Linked DNA regions of Mus musculus: regions 1 and 2 are each linked to region 3. The links are chromatin loops, found by intact Hi-C in ENCODE. Cell type or tissue: left cerebral cortex. All regions are shown on one strand.

Region 1 (8,000 bases), 310 kb before region 3:
AAGAAGAGTTACACCACCCCTGGACCTTTACTCTTGATGTGTTCATTTGGTCACTTGGTGTGTCCCTGACCTTTTCCCAACCCTTCACCTGGACTTGGGTCCACAGGAACCTCCGGGACCTTGGGCCCAGTGCGACGCCAGGTGCATGGCTCCTTGCCTTGTTCAATCTGGGAGAGGACCTCAGGTTTGGAGATGGCATAGTCTGAGGAAAGATAGGAGGTTAATCTTGCCACATTCTCATCAGAAGCTGGGGCAGGCATTTGTAAAATCACTAACAGCCTAGAAACTAAATGTCTTGACTGATGCAGAACAGCAGTTGTCAATGGTAGGCATTCTGCTCAAAGTCTTTGAACAGTCTTGTGTAGAGTCCAGAGGGTGGGAGAGATGCTCCTGCGCATTCAACAATGCAAGTAAAAGACCCCACCCACTGTTCATCTGTCCACAGAGCTCATGGTGCTGGACAAGGCCTCATTAAGCAGCAGCAGCATGTCTGCAAAGCAGAATCGCACCAAATACTCTTGTCCAGGAAGGAAGACTATGAAGAGGGTCTTTCAGAACAGTAGCTCCAGGGGCAGGGGCAGTAGGGCTTTGGGGCAGAGAAAGAATATCTGCTTTGAAAGGCAAGGTCTACTACTCTTATTCTCACAGACCCTGTGCTGTGTCACATAAAAGCCACCCACTCCATGATAAGAGAACAATTCCTCTGCTGCAGTGGAGTTGATTAAAAATACAGTGCAGAGCTGCCAGCACACCTGTACTCCAGTCTCAGCCAAAATGGAGATGTCAGTACTCTGGGCCTAGTGAGGACAGAGGTCACCGCTTTCCTTGGTCTGCTACTCCGTCAAGCAGAAGGGAATATCTGACTCTACTGAACAGCATGAGGAGGCAAGAAAGGAAGGTCGGGGGAGAGGAGTCTCCTGCTCAGATTATCTAGGGGTCTGCACATCACTGACATGACAACAACCATGTCACAAAGAGGTCTGGGACTCGTAAAATCCCACCTTACAGAGGTGTATACTATGCTTACCCAGGGAGACCAGTGTCTCGTAGTTGCCCCTCATCACATGCTTGTAGAGCTCCTTCTGCCAGTCCTCCAGCTTGCCCCACTCCTGATCAGAAAAATACATGGCCACATCATCAAAGGTCAGAGGCACCTGAAACCACAGTGTCACGCTCGCTCACCGACACACTTTCAGGCATGGACCCTCAGGCTCACCACCCCAGAGCTCCCAAAAGCTACCTTGGGGACCTCGCCCTTGCTGCCTGGGGGAAGCCGAAGAATCCAGAAGTTCCGGTTGCGTAGCAGATTCTCCACATTTTCCAGCCGCCGCTGCAGCAGCCCATATTCCTGCAGCAGGGTTCCCAGCACGGCCCACTTGCCCTCCAGCTGGTTGCTGAACTCCACAGCTGTCTTCTCACAGTCAGCCAGCTTCTTCTCTGCCATCCCAGTTCGACCTTCTAGAGAAAGCAGTCGAGCAGCCTGTGATTCAATCTTCCTCTCCATAGCCTGAATTGTAGCTGCCATTGTCCATGGAGAAATCTTTGAGAAAGAAGAGAAACCAGCATCATTCTTTGCACTGAGCCTTCAAGACCCCTAGGCCTAGGGGAGCTCATGTATAGGGGAAGTGATAGCCTCTTTGGGTATAACAGAAGTAGCCAGAGTCTGGCAGGTGCCTTGCCTTAGGACCGCAGAGCACACTGTGTAGATTCCTATCTTGGTGCTTTCCACCTTATTCAGTCATTTCCTGTATGTCGCTACAGTGAGCATCTCTTCTGGTGGACACTGTGTCTTTTCATAGCACCGCGCTAAACACATGGTAAACACACAGTGCACTTTTGCAAAATAAACAATGACTTAGCATTGCTGGGCTGTTTTAGTGGATGAACGATACACTGCAGATTTACTAGAGCCCAGCCTGCACTCCTGTCACAATCGCACAGGAACTGCATGATGATGACCCAGCAAAAACTCCAGCTGCTCAATTGAGAGGTACAAACAAGGAGGTTGCTCAACTGCTTTTTTAAAAAAGCATTTCATGTCCCCACTTAACAGACAGATAAGCTCAATGGCTAATTCCCCTTCCTCTGGGACAATCTGATTTGGTCCTTTCTTAATTGCCCCTCCCCCATGAGCTAAAATTACCATTACTGCCAATTTTAACCAATCAAAGAACTGAGTATTTTGCTTGGTTTTTGTGATGAAGTCTCACATAGCCTTGGCTGCTCTAGAACTAAGTGGCAGAGGATGGCTTTGAACCCTTGGTTTTCCTTGCCTTTACCACCCAAGTTCTGGGGTGACAAGTGTGTTGCTATGCCTGGCACTGAGTTGGACTCTTTATACCACCTGAACTTCCTTTAAGGTAAGAATCATTCTCAGACATGAGCTGTCCTGAGATCAGGGATAAACTATAATCTGGTGAGGAAGGCAGATAGTCATACTTTTCACATGTGCAACAACAATCATAAGACTGATGCATCCCTGTCATTGGGAGTGGCATAGAGGCTTTAGTGACTACCTACTGGGGATAAAGAACACATTTGGGTAGGGAATGGGAGGAGCTCTTCCATGTACATCTAAGGTGCAACCCACAGGGTAGATCAGAGATCCTGTCATGGGCGCCATTTCTGGTCAGTGCCTGAAGATGGATGTTTCTTATATTCTAGAAGAATATTCTTGAACAAAAAAGATTGGTGACTGTTTGCAAACAAACAAACAAACAAACAAACAACAACAAAAACAAAACAAAACAAAAAACCAAAAAAACCAAGTTCTAGAAACTAGTGTGGACTCATCTGAGTTGCTGAGAACCAGAAAATGGGAAGACATGAGAAAATGGGGACATGAGAGCTTGACCAGAGGCAGAAAAGCTTGCCTGGGTGGTGCTCAAGAGTTCCTCAGGCTGTACAGAAGGAAGGACACTGGCTCTGACTGGGGACGTTCAGTGGGTCTCAGATGGGTTCTGACTGGCAGAACTGTTAGAGGGAGCAAGTGCTGTGGAGGACACTTCTGGTCCCTTACTCCTCAGGACCAGCCCTGACTGGGATTGCCCCAGACTAGAGTCTATTTCAGACGTATCCTTGTACTTTGCCACCCATTCTCTCTGCTGCAATCTGTGTGTTACACAAAGACATTTGCACAAACATCTATCTTGTTGATGTCATTCTTGTTTAATTTTTTTTTTTAAATGGGGTCCATGGTCTTTGACCTGTGTAGTTGGAAGTAGGGGTTGTGCTCTACTGAAGCCTAGCACCTTGCTAACTTAAAGCGAAGGTGGGATAGTCAATTGCCAAACAGCTAGGGAAGCCAGTACTCTGAGACCGGAGTCACTGATGCCAATTCCTTCAACTCTTTCCTACCCATATGACGAAGCCCAGGCCTTCCCAGCCCCTTCCATTTCTGCAGCCTCATATCCAAAACCATATCTCCAGGCTTGTGGACCAGTTTTGCACTGTCCTGTGTCTGGCCCTTGCCTCTCTTTGCCCAAGCCCTAGAAACCCTAGCTAACTCAACTCACAGAAGCACAGATTACCTGGCTGGGCGGGAGGAGCACCAGAGTCTGCTAAGCACCTGCATTCGAACCTCCACCAGGTTGGCTACGACCTCTTTCTGTTCGACCATAAGGCTACTCGTGTACCTGGACTGCTTTCCTTATTACAGACATTGAACTGTGAGAGCACTGTCTTCCCACACTTTTCTCGCTGAGATTCTTGGCAAGTTAACTTCGTTGGGCCTTCAGCTTTTCTTTTGTATGAAATAATAACTATAATAGTTACTACCCCACAGGTTTGCAGTGCAGACAAAATCATGCCTAAACCGGGCTGAGTGCAGCGCCAGCCTGGCTGGACAAATACGAGCAGTCCTCGCGTGCCGCCTGAGGAGGGTTGGGCACATAGTGGGTGCTCACTGTCTACAGAATCGACGTCGGACACCTCCCAGGTGCCACCAGGCCGCTGGGGGGAGCTGGGAGAGGGAAGCACCGGCCCGGCGCTGAGGAAGGAGCCCGGCCCGGGGACGCGCAGACCGGGAACTTGGCGCAGGTCGGCCTCCCGGGCGCGGACGGCCGTTCCCTGCGCTCGGCTCCACCCGGTCCGGTAGGCCCCGGAGGACCTCGCGGCCGCCCGCCGCAGCCACAGGACCCGCAGGCCCGGTCTGGCCCGGAAGCCCTCCTGGGGCCTGCGGCACAGTGTGCTGGGCCCCGGCCTTCCGGGGCCCGAGGCCGCGCAGGCCAAGCGCGCGGGCCGCCCTTACCGGAGCCGCGGCCGCCTCGGCCATGGCCCTGCGCTGTCCTGCTCGGCGCGAAGGAAGTCGACGCCGCGGCGCGCGGCCCCACGCAGGCCCGGCTGCCGGGTCCTCTCCGCCGGCAGCGCCGCCCGGGCCTGCCGCTACCTTCCCCGCCGCGCTCCTCGCAGGCCGGCCTGCTGCCGCTCCGCCCGCAGCCGCACCGCCGCCGTCAGCGCCCGGCCGCTCCACACTGCATCCTGGGAGCCGGTGCCGCGGCCAGGCCGACGAAGGCCCGTGAGGCTTCCTGGAGGCAGCGCGGCGGCACAGCTCCACCTGCAGCTCGAGCGGCGAACGGCAGCGCCGGCACCCGCTTGCCGCCGCGCTTGGCCCCGCCCTCCTCACGAGGCCCCGCCTCGGCCCGACCTCCGACCACGCCCCCGCATATCGCCACGCCCCCCGCGGCGCCAGTGCTCACCAGCGATGTGCCACCTGGTTTGGCGGTATAAAACTTGGGGGTACGGCCTCGGCAGGCAGTGCGCACCCCGGCACGGTCACTTCCGCAGCTGTCCAGCTGTAGCACGCCTATTTTTGCCTTGAAATGGAATGAATGCTTCCAACAATAGAAATATGGCTTGATAAGTCACAGTAGGTTCTCTGTAGGATTATGTATGTGTGTTATAATAAACATTTTAATGACACAAAAAATGTGGGGTTTCTATAGTATGTATACTATAATAAACATTTTAATGACATGAAAAATGGGTTAAAATGCCATCGTTTAAAATCTTTTTGAATGCAGTTGGAGATACAGTTCAACGGCTAAAAGTACTTGCTGTTCTTGCAGAGGGCTGGGTTTCAGTTCCCAGCATCTCACCACAAGCTGTAGTTACCGCAGATCCAACGCCCTCTTGTGATATATCAGGTAAGCGTGGAAAGATGTTGAACGAGAGTAGTCCGGAACTACTTCATTTTGGCGTTAAAATGCGTAACAAATGTATAACAAGATGTGTGTTATCATGTGTATTATTCATGTTCATACAGTGTTCATATAAAAGGTTATGTCTAACAAAGTTTAGGTAGGTTTGGAAGCATGTCCATTAACGTAGTGCCAGTAGACCCCAGACCCCTAATTTTTTTCAATTCATATTTTTGTTTTTTAATAACAAGGAAAGGAAGAAAAAAGTCAAAATGTAAAATTTCTCCAGAAGCCTAGTGTGGAGCCCCGTGTGGCAAAGAAGATGTATTGCCATTCAGAATTGCCTTCCATGCCACCCCCTAGCAGGAGCCTGCAAGACCAGTGCCTGAGATCTTTTTGTTGTTGCCATTCGTTATTTATTTTATGATTTACTTTTATTTTTGATTATGTATATGCACACATATGTATGCAAATATGTGTACGCGTGTGCAGGAGGTCAGGGGTCTCAGGTTCTGGGAGCAACCTGGGAACTGAAGTTTTGTTCTTACTCTTAATAACTGACCCTCCTTCCCCAGCTCCCTGACTGTGCTGGCTAACTTTATGTTAACACAAGCTATAGTCATTTGAGAGAGGGGAATCCTTTTTTTAAAAAATATTTTTATTAGGTATTTTCCCTCAATTAAATTTCCAATGCTATCCCAAAAGTCCCCCATACCCACCCACTCCCACTTTTTGGCCCTGGCGTTCCCCTGTACTGGGGCATATAAAGTTTGCATGTCCAATGGGCCTCTCTTTCCACTGATGGCCGACTAGGCCATCTTTTGATACATATGCAGCTAGAGTCAAGAGCTCCGGGGTACTGGTTAGTTCATAATGTTGTTGCACCTATAGGGTTGCAGAACCCCTTAGCTCCTTGGATACGTTCTCTAGCTCCTCCACTGGGGGCCCTGTGATCCATCCAATAGCTGACTGTGAGCACATCCACTTATGTGTTTGCTAGGCCCCAGCATAGTCTCACAAGAGACAGCTATATCGGGGTCCTTTCAGCAAAATCTTGCTAGTGTATGCAATGGTGTCATCGTTTGGAGGCTGATTATGGGATGGATCCCTGGATATGGCAGTCTCTAGATGGTCCATCTTTTTGTCTCAGCTCCAAATTTTGTCTCTGTAACTCCTTCCATGGGTGTTTTGTTCCCAATTCTAAGAAGGGGCAAAGTGTCCACACTTTGGTCTTCGTTCTTCTTGAGTTTCATGTGTTTTGCAAATTGTATCTTATAGAGAGAGGGGAATCCTAACTGAGAAAAACAAATGCCTCCATGGCCTTGACATCAGCACCAACCTTCAGGTTTCTGCCCTGCTTGTGTTCCTGAACTACTTTCTTCAATGGTGAATGATGCTTTGAAGTGTAAGGAGGAGAAACCCTTTCTTCCCCCAAGTTCTTCTCATGGTGTGTTGCATTGTGGCAAGAGAAACCCTAAGTCACGGACTGAGATCTTAACACTTCCTTTATCCTCTCCTCAGCCTGCGTGGTCTGTAGGGGTGTGAGAAGGGATGGAGCCATTAGAATACATCCTTCTTATTGTGTAAAAATTGAATTTACCCTGGGGACTGCCCTGGGTGAGCACTTATTCTTAATATTTGAGGAGGCTGGTTCCCCAAATCTAATTTTCTTCTTTTCCTGCTAGCTCAGCTGTGTTCTGAGATCTCCAAAGTCTTGGGATTGCCTCTCAAAATAATTACCCGGATCCCCTGACATAGAGTCTGTTCTTCAAAGGATGAAGTCCACTCTTACCCTTACTACAGGGGACAGCTCTGGCATCTGCCCCAGGTCCTTTCCTATTGTTTCTTTTGGTACTTCTTCCAAGGAGGAATTCCCCCCCCCCCACCCAAAGCATCTCCTCTGCTGGGGTGAGCCCATAAGTGGGACTGGTTTTATGATCTAGAGGAATGTTTTTAAGGAAAACACCTGGCAAGAGTACCATTGTAGAGGTGAGCGCAAAAGAGGCGATCAGGACCTGTGGTTGTTAGCTTTGCTGCAAAGTCCTGGATTAAAAAAAGAAAAGCCAAGGCACCTTTCCACTGAAGAGCCACGCCCACATGTGGTTCTTATTTTCTTCAGCTTTTCTTTGGAGACGCCCACAGCCACGCTCTCAGCTGTGGTTTGCTTTTTCCTGAGTATCTATCCTTCTGCTAACCTTTGTGTCTAAGTTGATATTAAATATCTTTATTAACTCCAACTCTTCTCTGTTTAAAAAACAAAACAAACAAACAAACAAACAAACAAAGGGCCAGGGCTAGAGAGATGGCCCAGGAATTAAGAGCACTGTCTGCTCTTTTCCAGGACCTGGGTTTAGTTCCCAGCATCCACATGGTGGCTCACAACTGTCTGTAACTCCAGTTCCAGGAGATCTGATACCATCTTCCTATCTCTAAAGACACCAGGTGTACACATGGTACACATACCCACATGCAGGCAAAACATTCATGCATATAAAATAAATAAATCTAAAGCAACCAAAGTCAGCAAATATTTTAGAAGAAGCCCTGTTAGCCTGGGAGGTAAAGTCCAAGGGTCTCACAGTGGTTATGAGAATGTAAACAAATAACCACATAGAGTGACCAACAGCTTCAACTGTGGGTAGTAAACCTCTATGGGGCTGTGTAATTGAATGTGGGGATCTTGAAACCTTTTTAACAGTGAACAGTTTCTGAGTGCAGGAAGACCAAAAAATTAATTCATGGAGACCTGGGAGCCTGGAAACCTGCAGCTTCTGCTATTAACTGCCAGAGATTCTTGATCAAGTCAGCCAGTCTCCCTGGGTCTCTTTGTCTCATGTGTAAGATGTCACCCTAGAAACATAC
Region 2 (8,000 bases), 210 kb before region 3:
TTCAGGTAAGGGTGCACACAAGTTCGAAGTTGGAAGGGATTCCTCTCCAAGGTATAGGTCCAGCTCACATTGGAAAATAATTTTTGTTTGCTTTTAATTATTATTTTGGGGGCATTAACATACAAAGTAATGGGCTTACTTATGGAGTCTGTTATGGGGTCATTATACTGTTTTCATCCACACACCCTACTGACTTCCACTGTGTCCCTTTTTCCCACTACTTAGTTGCGCCTCCTGCTTTCATGTGTTCTATTACCCTCTCTGTTTCCCCTCTCCCTTAAGATGTCCTCCTCACTTCTTATGATTCCATTTTTAGTGCTCTGTGTCTCTGACACTGTCTCTTACACACACACACACACACACACACACACACACACACACACACACACACACACACACATTACACTTTTAAAACAAGGTTCTGCAAACCTGAAACATGAAGTATTTATCTTTCGGAGTTTGCCTTGTTTTTCTTAACATGATTTCCATGCACCTGACTTTCCTGCAAACGTCATAATTTTGTTCATTCTGCATGGGTGAATAAAATTCCAGTCTTATCCATTCACATCTATCTGGGGAAGGGGTATTAGCAGATTACTAGCCATTCTTGGTTATAGCTTTGAGGCAAGCAGCAGCTAGCCCTGTATAGACTACATGAATCATGAAGAAGTGAGGTCAGGGGGTCCCAGGGGCTGCAGTGTTTCCCAGAAACAGTCTAGGCATCAAGTGCTTCAGTGGAGGAAGCTAAGTCTGGTAGGCAGGGGTGGTTACAAGACTGGCTAGTGCAGTGAGGTCTCCAAGGGACTTCCTTCTCTGGACAGAGCACCAGATGAGGTAACAACCATCCAGAATCAGGAGAGCAGACACACTTAGGAAAGCTAGCAAGCTACCTCTGTTCCTGAACCATCCTCGCAGGAACCTCTAATGACAACTGTCCAATCATGTTCTGTTGAAACAGGTTCCTTATGGCAGAGTAAATATGGAAGGGTGGGTTGACAGGTGAGAATCACAGACTGATAGTGGCTGAAGTAGGACTCATTTGCTTTGGCCACTGGGTGTTCAAAGATGTGATACAGGCAGGACATGAGGCCGGCTGGTAAGACTGTCATCTGGCACTTCCATGGTTATCGTGACATGTGCTTGTCCTATGACGTGGTACCTTTTCAGCTGGACCTTAGAATGAACACACATGGGCACACCTGAGCCTAGGTGGCAGTGAGGAGCCAAGGCCAATTGGACTAGAAACTTCAATCTATGAAAATAGTTGGAGCCCTAATGGAGTCATCCATGAGCAAGCCTAATGAAAATGGATAAAGAAGCCATGAAAGAGGGTTTGTCACACACACCCATGCCTGTGAATAAAAGTACAACAAAGACTTTCTGAATCTACAACCCTGCATAAAGCCCACTGAAATCTTACACAGGAAATTCTTCTGGGTGGATGCCTGTCCAGTGTCTACTTGTTCAATGGTGGACAAACATCACCTCATTACCAGTCTTTTCATACTTGGATAAGTGTCTCAAATAGTACACACAGCCTCATTTTCTCTTGCTCACCTGGGTGTGTCTGTGGGTTGTCAGAGCCTGTGCATCCTGGATTCTAATTTCTCTTCTGTTCCTGATCAAACTCATTTTTCTGTAGAGCCTCTCTCCATGTCACCAGTTTTGGTTGACAAAAACCCAGTCTAGATCATTCAATTTGCATTCCAACTGCAGACTCACAGGCACTGTGACAGATGGCTTTATTTTGTGACACTAGATTTTCTGTGGCTTGTTATGCAACTTCACTGTGAATAAGACTGCTAATGCTGAAGTGGGTTTTTAGAGGGGTTCTTGTTGGGCCAAATCCCAGAAAGCATGGTTTTCTGTGTGTAGCAAGCAATCTGTTCCATCAGCTGCAGGAGGTGGAAGTGACTTTTGAGGGCAGGAAGACAGCGAGCGGCCTGTGAGAGCCTGGGAAGCAGAAAGTGTCCTTGGTGGTGCAGAGCAGGGGAGGGGGTGTTGGGTAAATGTTCAACTCTCGAGCTTCTTGCTGCAGGCTGCATTTGGCAAGGGGTCCCCAAAACATCTGAGTTCAGATGAGAACTGCCTAGCTTTATTAGCAGAATTTAAAGGTGGTATGGATTGCTCAGAAATTGCATAGTTGGGAAAGTAAGATTGATCTGTCCAAGACTATGATATCAGTTTAAGAAGGAAACTTGGCGCCTTCTATAGACACAACCTCAGGGAAAAGCCAACTTGACTGTGTGGCTTAAAAGCCCTTTTATCAGGACCACTGATATCACCAAGGTGGTGCCAGCTAAATAACTCTTGTTGGCAATAAGTGTTCAAAGGAAGATAGAGGGCTTGGTCCTATAGGAACCTGATGTGCCCAAATATTTACAACCAAGGCAGAGAAAAGCAGTATCAAAGAGAAGTGTAGTGATTAGTGTTGGGAATGGAAACAATTTTGTAAGCAACCCACGATTTTCCTGAGAGCTAGTATTAGCCGGCTTCTGTGTTGCTGTGTTCAAATATCTGAGGAAAGCATTTTAAAGGAGGAAATGTTTGTTTTGCTTGTGATTCCAAAGGTTTTCTGCTATTGTAGCAGGGGTGGTTAGCATGGGCATAGCAGATACTATGGTGGACAGAGGACAGGAATATAGGAAGATGCCAGGGCAAGTTGTAATGCCCAGGACATGCCCTATGACCTACCTCCTGTAGTGTGGTCTCACCACTATGTTTCAGGATTTTCAACTAACTCCATCCTATGCATGGTGAATCCATAGAAGGTTGAATCCTTCCTTAGGTCAGAACTACCATGATCTAATGAATCCTAGGAACTGCCTCCTCGACATCTCAATCTTTTCATGTTTCCTCCATCCCTTCAAGGTCACAATTAAGAGCCACTATTATAAAAAAAAATTCAAATTCAAAAAAAAAAGATCCACTATTATAGGCTGTATTCATGGTAGTGTGAACAAATTACTCAAAAGCAAGTAAGAAGGACCACTGCACCAATGTCATTGCACACTGGAGAGTTAGGCGTGGTAACTACTCAGTCACCAGAAATCACAGATTTCCAATGCTCTTTTCAGATTTATAGGGTAGTGGAAAAGGTAGATTCTCAGATGTCAGAGCCAAGAGTCATGAGGAACAGTGGTGAGAGCCACTCCTGTGTGGCAGAGCAAGCATCTAACAAAAGAAAATTCCTAATCATGGGGTGTTTTGTTTTGTTACTTTGGGAGTAGTTTGTCATGTGATAGTGAAAAGTCTAGAAATGCTCAAATTGGCATGTACAAGGGAACACATGTAACTCACTGCAGTAGAGAAGCACAGCTATTTCTGCCTGTATTTGACAAGACAGGTGCTCTACCCATGGCTCTACATTCCAACAGCATTTGAGAATTTCTCTTTTTCTTTTTAAATTCAGTTTCTAATACCATGTACACATGTGTCGTCTTTTTAGTATTTGAGTATAACTGTGTTGCTAAGTCTGTTCCCCTGAATTTGGAATGTGGCAGGTGGGGTGGGAGGGCAGAATCTTATCTATTTAAGTTCATGAATAAAAGAAGCCTCCAGTGTTAGGCTTGTTGCTAGGACAAAAGGCCTTGACAAAGACAGCCTAAGGGAAAGGGTTTGTTTTGGCCTTCAGTTTCAGAAGCCAAACACGGTGGGGAAGACATTTGAAGTCTGAGTGTGAGGCAGCTGTTCAGATCATATTCACAGTCAGAGAGTAAAAATAGATATGTCTATTCAGCTAGCTTTCTCTTTTACTTCAGTAAAAGTGGACCATAAACTTCTGTTTTGAGCAATTGATAAGTAATGGTATCATTTACAGAGATGCAGAAGAGAAGTGGGTTTTTGAGGGGCTGTTTATCATAGTTCATACAGGGTCCCAGACCCTTCGGTGACATCATCCATGGCTAGGGTTGGTTTCCTCTCTTATTAACATGATCTAGGAAAATACTCACAGACATGTCCAGCATTTGTTCCCACTGTGATTCTGTACCCTCTCAGGTTGACAATTGAGATTAACCAACTCAACAGGGTTTAATGTGGAGCACAAGATCCTGGGCTGAGTTTGGAAGGTAGGTTGGCAGCAGTGAGTGGAAGTTAGCATATTGTACATGTAGGACTAATCAAGAGGACAGCATGGTCAATCAAGCTCTGAGTCCCAGTTCAGACCTTCTAAACAGAGATGGGACCCACTTCCTGTTCCTTAGTCCTCTAATACACTTGGCATGAGACGGTAGGGAGTGCCTAGCAGAGTCTGGAAACCTGTTTACCTAGTCAGGATTCCTCATTTGTGTTTTTGTCATTGCCACGAAAGTGTCCCTTTGCCAGCTGCCACTCCTCCAGCACGAACAGGAAGCAGGCTGAGCCCCAAACACAGAGAGAAGACTACAGATGGGTCCACAGCTTGAGGCACAGCCTAGACCCTGATGGGCATCCAACCTACTAAACCACGAGAATAAAATGGTGTTTACCACCATGTGGGACTCAACTGTGGAATGAGGGGTTAGATAGCATTGCTGTGGAAGTGGCTGGCTACCTCAACCATGGTTCCCACACCTGCCCCTTCCCAACACCCATCAAGTATTTACTGAGAAGAAGAAGAAGAAGAAGAAGAAGAAGAAGAAGAAGAAGAAGAAGAAGAAGAAGAAGAAGAAGAAGAAGAAGAAGAAGAAGAAGAAGAGGCTTAAATTTGTTGGATTCAGGATGTGTGGATGGAGTAGAAAAGATGTTCAGATAAGTTCGAGAACTCTCAGAAATGTAGTGGTAACGTCATGGCTGGAAGTAGAGTATCTAGGCAGCTGCTGGTGGGTTGCTAGTTATCCTAGCCTATCAATGAATAAGATTTACAGTCCCCTGTGGGATGCTTTTTGTGGTAACATTGGTACTATGGTTTGGATAAGAGTATTTCCTAGAAGTCTCATGTGTTGGAGGCTGGAGAGATGGCTCTAATTCTAGCAGTTCAAGCACACACACAGTAGAAACAAAGGTCTGTAACTCTCCAGTTCCAGGGAATCCAGGGCCTTATTTTGGCCTCTATGGTCACTGCACACAAGTGGTGCACATAAACTCATGTAAATACACTTGCAGACACCTAAAGAGGAAATAAAAAGTGTAGAAAACAATTCCAACACAGTGAGGTTCAGAGATGAATCTTTGGGATAGTGACTCCATTGTGAGGGATCTCAGTCTGCCAATGATTGATCCACTGATGGAGCCACACTCTCATGTATTATTGGTGAGGACGTAAATTAGGAGATGGAGCTTCAGAGAGGAAGCAGACCATTGGAAAATGTCCCAGAAAGATAATCCTGTGCCCTGCCTCTCAGTCTGTCTTTCCCTGTTTCCTGGTTGTGGTGAGGTAGACTACTCTCCTCCATCACATCCTTTCTGCCCTTATGCACTGTTTTACCACTGACCCACATCGATAGGGCTAAGTGATCATGGACTGAAATCTCTGAAATAAATATGAAATGAAGTAAACGTATGTGGGATGGTAAACCGTGTCAGGAAGCTTGGTGGGTAGAGCTGGTTGAGACCCTACAAACTCACACCTGAGGTGGTAGGTGCCTCCTTGCTCCCTGCCTGATTCCTGGCCTGGAACACGTGCCACACTTCCCACATAAGGAAACTTGACTTGTGGTCATGTAGGCCCAGAACAGAGCTCTCCATGCTAAGAAGGTACCTAGAGGCCCTCAGGGTATAGCCAATAAGCTTCCCTTCCCAGACATTCCTCCCCGCAAAAGGTATTTAATCTCAGGTCCACCCTGAGAAGTTGGTACAGTATACATCTGTTTTCCATAACGAACAGTCAAGAAACAGTTTAGAACCATGGACTGTCTCTTTCATCAAGAGTCACCATGGAGAACTTGGAGGGGGTCTTTGACTACTGAGCTGCAGCCTAAGCCTCCTGCAGGAGGCCTCTCTGTGCTTCCAGCCACAAATGTAGCCAAGTGCCCGGTGTGGTGGTGCACGCCTTTAATCCCAGCACTTGCCAGGCAGAGGCAGGCAGATTTCTGAGTTCTGAGTTCGAGGCCAGCCTGGTCTACAAAGTGAGTTCCAGGACAGCCAGGACTACACAGAGAAACCCTGTCTCAAAAAACAAAAAACAAAACAAAACAAAACAAAACAAAACAAAACAAATGTAGCCAAGCTAAGGACAATTACTGCTGAGCTAAGCCATAGCTCCTCTTTCCTCCAGGCCCTGGGCCCCCACAGCCTTACAAATTCAAATATTGTAAAAAATTTCACTTTAAAAATATTCAGTCTCTTTTAATATCCAAAGTATCTGTAAAACTCCCAAATCTCTTTTTCAAAGTTTAGAGTCTCCCAGCTGTGGACTCCTGTAAAATCAAAAATAAATGAAATACCTTTTTCAAGAAGGGTTGCAATCTGAACAAAACAAATCCAAACTTCAACAGTAACAACTCACTGTCCAGTGTCTGGGATTCACTCAGGATCTTCTGGGTTTCTCCAAGAGGTTTGGGTCACTTCTCCGTCTTCATCCTCCATGACAAATATGGCTGTCTTCTAGGCTCTGCCTGGCTCCACTCCCCAACAGCTTCTGTTTTGATGGTCATTCCATGGTACCGGCACCTCCAAAATGATGGGATCTCTGATTCACTGGGCTGTACTTTCATAGAGTCTCTTATAGGCTCTCTTCATGATGCCAAGTCTCAACTTCTCTGCATGACCTCTTTAATCCTGGGCCTTCAGTTGCCACTGAAGCTGCCCCTGTACCAATGGCCTCTCCTGGCCTCTCACAGTGCCAAGCCTCAGCTGCTCTCCATGACCCCTCATGCCTTCAAAGCCAGTATCACCTGGATGACACTTACACATTACCAAGTCTGGCTGTCAGCATGAGGTACAACCTTGGCTGCCTCCAGAACACAGCTACTGCGTGTTGATTCCGAGGAAACACTTCCCAAAAGATTTCACCCCACTGATGCTTGTCTCTTCTTAATCACCACTAGTTTCTCAGCTCCAGTTAACCACCATCCACTGACCCAGGAAAGCAAAGGTTTTACTTCTATGGTTCTCGTCTCCTGCTAATCATAGCTGATTCTTTAGCTCCAGCTGACTGGAATCACAGATTCTCAACTCAAAATAGCAAAAAAGCCTTGATAGACTTTAAATAACTCAAAATTCACTTTGGAACAGTGGTTTTCAACCTGTGCATCACAACCTCTTGAGGGTCAAACAACCCTTTTCACAGGGGTCGAATATCAGATATCCTGCATATCAGATATTACATTACAATTCACAGCAGTAGAAAATTAGTTATAAAATAGCAATGAAAGTAATTTTATGGTTGTTGGTCTCCACTACATGAGGAACTGTACTAACGGGTCACAGCACTATGAAGATTGAGAACCACTGCTTTAGATCTTCACAAGCCAAGCCTCCTTTGTCTGTATTTCTCTCAACACTCCTTTTTCCCCACAAGCTCCCATAGAACAGATCACAAAACTTTGAGCATTCAATGTCTTTTCTTGCACAAAGTTCCAAAGTCCTTATACAACTTTCCCCAAATCAACACGGTCAGGTATGTCACAGCAATACCCTACTAACCTGGTACCAATTTCTGTCTTAGGGTTACTATTGCTGTGATGAAACACCTTGACCAAAGCAACCTGGGGAGAACGGGGTTGATTTGGCCATGCTTCCTGTTACTGCTCACCATCAGAGGAAGTCAGGACAGAATCTCAACAGGGGATGCGGTGGAGGACCTGGAGGCAAGAGCTGGTGCAGAGGCCATGGAAGGGTGCTAACTGGCTTGCTCAGCCCTTAAGACCATCAGCCCAGGTGTGACCCCACCCACAATTGGCTGGGCCTTCTCACATCAATCTCTAATTAAGAAAATGCCTTACAGGCTTGCCTGATCTTATGGAGGCAGTTTTTCAATTGAGGTTTCCCTCCTCTCTGATGAACTTGTATCAAGTTGACTTAAAACTAGTCAGCACAGTAGTGTGTGTGTGTGTGTGTGTGTGTGTGTGTAAAGTTCT
Region 3 (8,000 bases):
CTGTAGAGCAAATTTTAAAAAACAAACTCTTCTATAAAACCTTCATCATGGGAAATTCCAAAGTCTTTTAGGTGACCTCATAGATGGAAAGAAAACAGTAATGAAAACCAAAAAGTTTTTAAAATTCCAGCTAATTTTCATATGCAGAAATGGATAGCACAGTTTATTGCTCACAGAAACTAGCTGTTGCATTTGAGTAAGACAGCTGGCTAGTCCACTCAAAGCCAACTCATCAAATGGCCAGGTAACCAAATACCAAATATGTAAGAAGTTAAGCTCTCTGAATAGCAATGTACTGAACAACTAATTGGAATTACTAAGTTTCTTTTTTAATGTATTCGATTTCTATTCCATCCCTTGAGCTCATGTGAAATTGTTGAGATCAAACTAGAGCTACTTATGTTAAACTGATAGAATCACTATGTCAACCACTGACAGAAAATGTCAAGAAGCCCTGGTGGTAAGGATGGGGTTTCCTCACACATATCTGCTGATAGCAAGAATGGCCACAAAAAACTGCCAAGACCACAACCTTGCACAAATGCCATAGCAACCTTGTAGGGAAAAAGCTCTTCTACAAGGCTGCCCACCCAGCAAGTGTCTGCCCAAAGCTGGACTAACAACACCTTTGTTATAGCCAAGGACTATCATTTCAAAACAACTCTGCAACCTTGCTCATTTTAGAATGCCAGCACTCATGATGCAGAGGCTGGTGGAGCTCTGTGAGTTCAAGGTCAAACTGGTCTTGTTACAAAGCAAGTCCACAATAGCCAGGGCTGGTTACACTGAGAAACCCTGCCTCAAAAAAAAAAAAAAAAAAAAAAAAACAACAACAACAAAAAAAACAACAAATATAAAATCTTTTCCCTTCCCTGAACACAATCATTGTTTGTCATGGTATCACATCCCAGACTACCACCCCTGTTATCTGGAGTAAAACTTTTTAATGTAAAGATTATAAGGGCTGGTGTGGAGGCAAAAAATAGTCAAAAGGGTAATGAATGGGCAGCAGTTGTTTCTGTAACTTTAACAACTGGCCATTCAGCCAGTTTGATGGTGTAAGCTCTTCTTAGTGACAGATGGCCCAAATCTCCAAATGTTGCACCAAGCCCAGACAGGAGGACACTTAAAGCAAAACAGCGTCAAGACACTTCACATGCTGTAAATTATGTCTTCCTTTTTTCTTTTTGAAAGGTTTTGAGAGGATTTTGTGGCTTAGGGATCATAGGTCCCTGGCTTGAGGCCTAGGACTTACCCTGAGATGCTACTGGAGATGGACTGAACTTTCAGTTTTCTTTTTCCATGCTGCGGTCCTGTCCTTAGAGTGTGAAGGAAGAAATTCACTCAGCTGTGCTGGGCAGTAATGTTAGTGGTCTCTGCTCGATCATGTGTTCTGGCATGCCAGCATACAAAGCCAGTATGCCAGTGGAGCCCACGTAGGCCAGAGTCACTAAAGAGCTATGCTGGGGTGGCTAGGGAGAAATCGTCCTTCCTCGGATCGCAGATAAGGGGACGCCCCTGCAGACATTTTTAGGAGTGGAGAGCCGAGAACAAGTCCTGGGTATGGTGGCTTCTGCTGTGGCTCCAAGCACCTGTTTCAAAGCTCCAAAAACTTCTCTTTGAGTTTTTCCCATACAATGAAGGGAAAGACGAGGGCTCCAGGAAGGAAAATGAGCCTCAAAGTGCAGCCTAAGGACTATGTCTGCACCACAGAGACAGCAGCACAAATGAATCCAGAGATGGGGCACACACTTAGTCCACACATCATACATATATTTAAGCCTAGCGTTTGTCAGGAACTACTGGGGCCGCCACCATCAGTGGGCAACACGAGCAAGCAAATAGTCACATAAAATGTAGTGATGCAGATCAGTGTAGCGGTGAGCCACTGTGCCCTGGCCCTCAGCCACTCAGGGTCGGGTTTACGTGACTGCAGCCAACGGGAGAAACTGGTCCCTTTTTATCCATGCATCCTAACCTGGCACCTGTACAGGGCGCACTCAGAAAGCGCCGGATGCTAAAGAGAACGGAGGAGTGGATGGTTGGTTATTTGGATGAACGGTTGTTTGCACCTGAGCATGCGCAAGCCGCAAGCTCGACAGGATGTAACTAACCAGTGCCAGGCGGGTGCCTGAACCTGAGGAGCTAGAGGTGTGAGGGACGGAGCAGTAAAGGAGAACCCCGCCACACCCCCTGAAGCCACGCCCCAGGCACGGCGCCCTCTGGGAAGTGTAGTCTGCGCTTGCGTCGTTACCGCTGTGAGGCTGGGGGCTGCGGGCGGAAGCGGGACCACCCCTCCCGGGATGCGAAGCGCCAGACCGACCCAGACGAGCCAACTCTGCGGTTCTCGGTGTAGCGAGTTCCCCGGCCCCGCTTCCTGTCGTGCAGAACTGGGCCGCTGTCCCCGAGGGTCTCGAGGGTCTCGGTGCAGCCTCCAGCCAGAGCCGCACCGGAAGCTGGGTGGGCCAGGGAGTCGCGAAGCTGAGTTCCGCCATGGCGCTCCAGGTAAGACGAGCCGTTGCGGACCGACGAACGCCGCGGTCGGGCTTCTTGGTGCAGCGCAGTCCCCAGGGCAACAGGCCCGGGAGGATCCGTCACCGCCGACTTTGAGCTCGAGTGAGCCGATCAAGGTCGGCCAGTGCCCAGAATTCCCTAACCAGAAGTCTAAGGCTCTCCCCTTCTCCCAGGACACACGGACCTGGAGCTTTTTTTCTACCTGGGGAACTCATTCCTTTGGCTTTTCATTACAAGATCGTGAGAGGGTGTGCACGACTGAAGCCTCAGCAGGTCTTGGGGGAATAACTAAATCTGACATTTATTTTTGTTAAGATACGTAATCCCCGTGAATTGGGCCGGAAAAGTGGGGAGAAAGAAAACAGATCGAAGTTAATGCTGGTAAAATATGTCAGTCCCAGAGCTGAAGAAGAGCCACATCAGTTGTTGTGGCCTAGGTACAGTTTCGGCAGGATCGTGGGCTGTGAAGATGCCAGGGCAGTTGCTGCACTGCCTTCTGGGTAGACACCCAGAGTCAGATGTGCAATTTTGGTCCACGAGCTTTGGCCAAACTTAGGCAACTGTGTTGAGGTCGTGGCTGGACATCACTAATACCCCACAAGAATCTCAGGAGAAACGATAAGCCAGGTAAATCGAACATTGTCTGGCCTGGAAGCGTCTTTTTTAGCTATGGCTAACAGGTAGCCCAAGACTCTTGCTCAGATACTCCCACTGGCCCCATCCTAGAGTCTGCTTATTTGGGTTTTCTGTTCTGTAGATGAGGGAATTGAACCACAGATCTCTCCAACCTGATGTTCAAGGAAGAGTATTCATATACTGCATAGAGAAGATGGTCAGGCACGGTCTCTGAGAGTACAAGGTCCCAGGCTAAGGAAGAGGGGCAGAGATGGTCTAAGATCTTTATGTTCATTGTGACAGGGGTGACAGAATCACAGGGGTGTGTGCACAGTCTACAGTTGGGGACAGTGAGTAGCAGCCATGGTACAGGGTCTGACCCTGGTAGCCTGAGGCATGCTGGGGCAATGGGGCTAGGCTGATACAAGACTGAGTGCTGAAACTAAAATTTCATACAGAGACTGACACAGTTTCTTAGGAAGCCATCATGGGAGTTATGAGCAAGGAGATTGATCATCTACAGTGGTCCTAGTTAATCCTGGAAGGTTTTCTTCTGATGATTGGGCAGAGGTCCAGATGGCAAGCCAGCGGTAGCTGTTCTGAAGTTAATCTCCCCATCCACTCTGTCTCTTCCCCTTCCCCACTCCCTGTCCTTCACACACACTCTCTCTTCCTTTGCTTTTTATTTATATTTTTGGAGACAGACTCTCATGTGGCTGAAGATGACTTTGACCTGACTGACCTTCCTACAACGGCCTGAATCATAGGCATGTGCTACCATATCTGGCTTTGTGTGGCACTGGGAACTTAATTCCAGCGCATGCTAGGCAAACACTTTACCATCTGACCAACATCCCCAATTCGACTTCTTCCATTTGGGAAAGCTCTGAAGGGAGCATCTCTCCACTCAGAGCGAGTTCTCATCCGCATCAAAACAAAACCCTGTCAGTGAGGATGGCCTTTTGAGGCTAGTTGGAGAGAGGCCTGGAAAACATTGCAGGCAAAGGCCTAAAGGAGCCAGCTATATTTAGCCTTGAGATAAAGAGCCACCTATGCTGCCCCCCAGAGTCAGGAGTGGTGTATAGAAGAGCCTGAGGTGGAGATTAGGCAGATAGCCTTGGTGACACGAGCCACAGCATTTATGCTAGATTTATTGTAGCCTATGGTAATTAATCCTGTCTGTACAGTATCCCTGTGGACTAGGATATGATCCACTAGTACAGATGAGTTTGCTAATGCTCAGATAGGGCAGCCATTTGGCTGAAGTCCCATGACTAATATGTGGTCATTCCGTGCACCTTAGGTTGTGGCTCTCAAAAGGACTGAGCAGTCTCACAAAAGACTAATAGAAATGCTGTGGCTTGACAGTATCCTCTGAATTTCACCTGTTAGGAACTTAATGCCTAGTGTCATGTTTATGCTTTGTTGGAAAGTCATTGGGGTTGATGGGTGACTGGGGGAGTAGTCTTGTTTAGAAGGCCTTTCTGGCTTGCTTTCTCTGTTTCCCCATCAAACTGTCACGTACCATACGATGTGGCAGGGAGGCCTTCAACCAGCATGGCCCCTTGACCCTGGATTTCTCAGCATCTGCAACTGTAAGAAGTCAATTTATTTTCTTTATAATCACCCTGTCTCAGGTATTCTGTTATAGTAATCGAAGCACAGGAGGAGGGAAACCAGGTGCCTACTTCTAGTGAGAAATGAAGCTGACAAACTGAAAATGCATGCAGATACAGCTGTTGAAATATCTTGCCTCCTGTCTCCTTTGTATTTCTATGTTAAAATACCTAAGATGGGTCACTTATAAAGAACAGATTTTGGCTGAGTGTGGCAGTGCACACCTTTAATCCCAGCACTTGGGAGGCAGACTCTCTTGTGAGTCTAAAGCTTGCCTGACCTACATAAGTTCTAGGACAACCAGAGCTACAATAGTGAGGCTGCCTCTCAAAAAGCAAACAGTAACAAACCAGATTTCTTTTCCCCCCACAGTTGTAGCTGCTGAGAAATCTAACGTGTAAGGCAAGGACCTGGTGCCTGGCAAGGGTTGCCTTAATGTGTGGTTAGCTGCTTTTCTGGTTCTGACCACAGACCTAGCAGAAACACCTAAGGGAGGCCAGGTTTACTATGACTCATGTTTTCAGGGGGTTCAGTTGTGGTCATTTGACCCCTGTACTTGGGCAGAACATTGTGGCAGCAAAGTGTGCATTCTCTACGTCTTGGTGATTGGGAGATAGGGGGTTGGGTATGAAGGAACCAGGAGTACTACATCCCAAAGGGCCTTACTCAGTGATGTATTAGGTCCACTTTGTAAAGTTTCTATAGCCTCCTAAAATCATTCAGCAGACAGGGAACAAACTTTTAAAACATGAGCTTGTGAGCACCAGGAGGCTCTTCACATCCAGTAGCACTGTTGTCCCACCGTGGAAGGCGGAAGAGCAGAAGAGCACGAGTAAGAGAGGAAGAAGAGGCTAGCCCCATCATTTTTATCAGGAAATTACTTCCCCCAGATAATGGCCTTAATCTGTGTATAGCTTAATCACTCTCACCTAAAGTGAACCCTGCATGGAAAGCCAAGTGCTAATGCAGAGCTGTCTCATAAGCATACAGCTGTGGTAGCCTGAGCCATGCTGCTATTTAGGAGGAGTTCTGCTATGGAGGCCATAATATGCAGGTCATGTGGCCAAGGCCAGAGATCCACAAACAAGATTTTCTTTTTTGCTGAACTCAGTTTGTAAGCCCATGCTATTCTGTAGGAGCACCCTTCCTTCTGGCAGGGTCTGAAACAGCCGGCCAGTTCTAGCTCTTTGGGTTGCAGGCCACATTGGGTTGGGTCTTTGTGTTGCCATGGCTTGGCCACACAGTCCAGTGATTCCCTTAGCCATCACAGTGAGAAGGTTAGATTATAAACAGGGGCTTCTATTGTTTGGGCTTTATGGCCCCTTCCTTCTTGATGGTGTAACTTCTCTGATCCCCTGTAGTTGTCTACTAAGTGCATGAGGTGGTCAATGTTCATACACCATAATTTATATGACTTTTAAGGGATATAAGTGTTCATCACATCAGCATCTATACATATTTAAAGTGTGGGAGTAAAATATGGATATTTGGTCTGCAGGAGGCACACATATGCCCATTTGGACCCTGAGCTGTTATGGCAGACCTGGGAATCTGCTCTCAGCAGCTTCTTCCCACTTGCCAGCCCCCATGGTTCCCAGGCACTGACTGCTAGGATACCAGAAGGGAGAGGGGGAAGAGGATAGCACCAGAAGAGACCAAAGGACAGAGCTGTCACAGAGATGCCAAAGGGGAGGCTAGAAAGTGATGGGTAGAATACATGGGGGTGGGGGTAAGATGGCCAAGTGTAATGGGGTCCTGTGGTAGGGTCCCCCAAGAGCATCTGAGGCTTAGAGACACCTATGAGGATTCAGGCTCAGTGGGTAGTTAGCTCCATAGCTATGTCCATGACAGTGGAAACACATCTGATAAGTCCGGCAATCGCAAAGGCACCATCTTTCGGGTGACGTCAAGAGGACATTTGAGGGCAGGTTCCCAGAGGCCTCCAGTGCAGTCACCAGGAAGCACTTAGCTCGCCCAGCATGATGTTGAATGACCTATGTAGAATGTTCACTGTGGGAATCTTGCCAGAGATTCCAGACCCAGGATTGTTAGTGAGAACAGGTCAGTCAGTCCACTAGCACTTGACCCAGTTGAAGACACCTAGAAAGAAGGTGTATGTTCAGCACAAACTGCATCACACAGATTAGCCTCTATAGCTGGTCTTTGTTCCTTTGTAGGTTCTTTTTCCCACGGTTTATCCCCCTCCTGTTTGTTTCGCTATCACTAGATAGGAGAGAAAGGATAGAGGGGAGACAGAGATAGAGACCTCTGAATCCAATTTCTTTCCTTTTGTTTCTTCTTTTACCCTGCTACCAACAAACTGCAACCAACCCCCCTGAATGACCGCCAACCCCACCTATTGAGGCTCTAGCATTTATATACCCACTGAAAATCCCCAGAACTCCAGATGTCACACAATCTCAGAAACTCTGCATCTGGCAGAACCATGCCTCTGCTAAAGCATAAGGCAAATCACAGTCAGCTGCTTCGGAGCAGCCCCGTAGTCCCACCCCTGGGATTAAAACAAAAATAGTCTTAAAATGCTTTTTTCTTTTTAAAGAAAAAGAAAAAAAGAAACAAAAATTCCAGAATTCTCACCACAAGCCTGTGTTGACCTCTAACTGGTTAGGTAGAAACCCTTTTGAGATGCACATTTCCAGGTGACTGCCTGGGGCCACCTGGTGCTAGATATTTTGAAGGGCAGTAGTGCCGTTGCCTACCCTGTTGGCTCTTTATTACAGAACCTAAGATTGTCCACATTTTGTGTGCTAGGAGGCCAACAAGAAATGCAAAATGGCTCCCTGCTAGAGGTTTGTGGAATACCTGATATGTTCCTGAGGGATAGTGGCCATAGTGGGCCAGAGCCACAAGTTAAGCCTGGGTAGAGAGTCTGCTGGGTTGCCCAGCAGGCCATAGAGATGGTTGGGAATGCACAGTGAGCCAAGAGGCAAAGTACACTGCCTCTGATCCCTTCTGGGCTTCCAGATGTCGGCAGTCAGTGGAGATGCTGTCCCTGGCCAGATGTGTGACTGGAGCCTAACTACTTCAAAACGTCAGGACTCTGGGTGCGTGAGTCCATGTATGCACATTGATGGCTGTCAGCTGTCAGGAATGGCAGGCAGAGAGATGTCGGGGAGTGGATGACAATGCTGCCAGTTTGTAGCAGAGATAGTTTTTAAAATCAGTGACACAAATGCATGAAATAGGCAGTAGAGTCTCCTCTGCCTTATTAGAAGCGTCGCCATTTTCTTTAC

Evidence for each region. A loop is a pair of places that touch in the nucleus more often than their neighbours do. Peaks named below come from ENCODE experiments on the same cell type or tissue, not always from the same donor. Only the 100,000 strongest peaks of a DNase experiment are listed, where the experiment ranks them.
Region 1: a loop joins it to region 3, with 2.4 times the contacts of the local background. A loop is called at or near these places in 3 of 42 quality-filtered maps.
Region 2: it touches region 3 in a loop (3-fold over the local background); 2 of 42 quality-filtered maps call a loop at or near these places.

The regions. Positions count from the first base shown.
Region 1 is chr6:48,082,066-48,090,065 of GRCm38, forward strand. It overlaps Zfp746 (zinc finger protein 746), which reads right to left and starts at 4,528. Exons shown (of 7, transcript NM_001163475.1): 1 at 4,250-4,528; 2 at 1,241-1,540; 3 at 1,028-1,109; 4 at 89-202. The coding sequence starts at 4,273. In left cerebral cortex, CTCF peaks have their summits at 3,926, 4,562 and 5,446; DNase peaks (open chromatin) are centred at 1,922, 3,939 and 4,587; H3K4me3 peaks cover 1,817 bases; H3K27ac peaks cover 810 bases.
Region 2 is chr6:48,186,743-48,194,742 of GRCm38, forward strand. The region is part of intron 1 of Gm16630 (predicted gene, 16630); the gene reads right to left. Among named protein-coding and RNA genes, the nearest start is that of n-TCgca8, 4.4 kb to the left of the region's middle. In left cerebral cortex, no CTCF peak of the experiment used is centred here; DNase peaks (open chromatin) are centred at 1,774, 2,205 and 3,562.
Region 3 is chr6:48,393,383-48,401,382 of GRCm38, forward strand. Krba1 (KRAB-A domain containing 1) reads left to right here and starts at 2,204. Exons shown (of 18, transcript NM_001347152.1): 1 at 2,204-2,505. The coding sequence starts at 2,494. It overlaps Gm16630 (predicted gene, 16630), which reads right to left and starts at 2,026. Exons shown (of 5, transcript NR_152250.1): 1 at 1,256-2,026. In left cerebral cortex, a CTCF peak has its summit at 4,211; DNase peaks (open chromatin) are centred at 2,148, 2,573, 2,949 and 4,169; H3K4me3 peaks cover 1,761 bases; H3K27ac peaks cover 2,531 bases.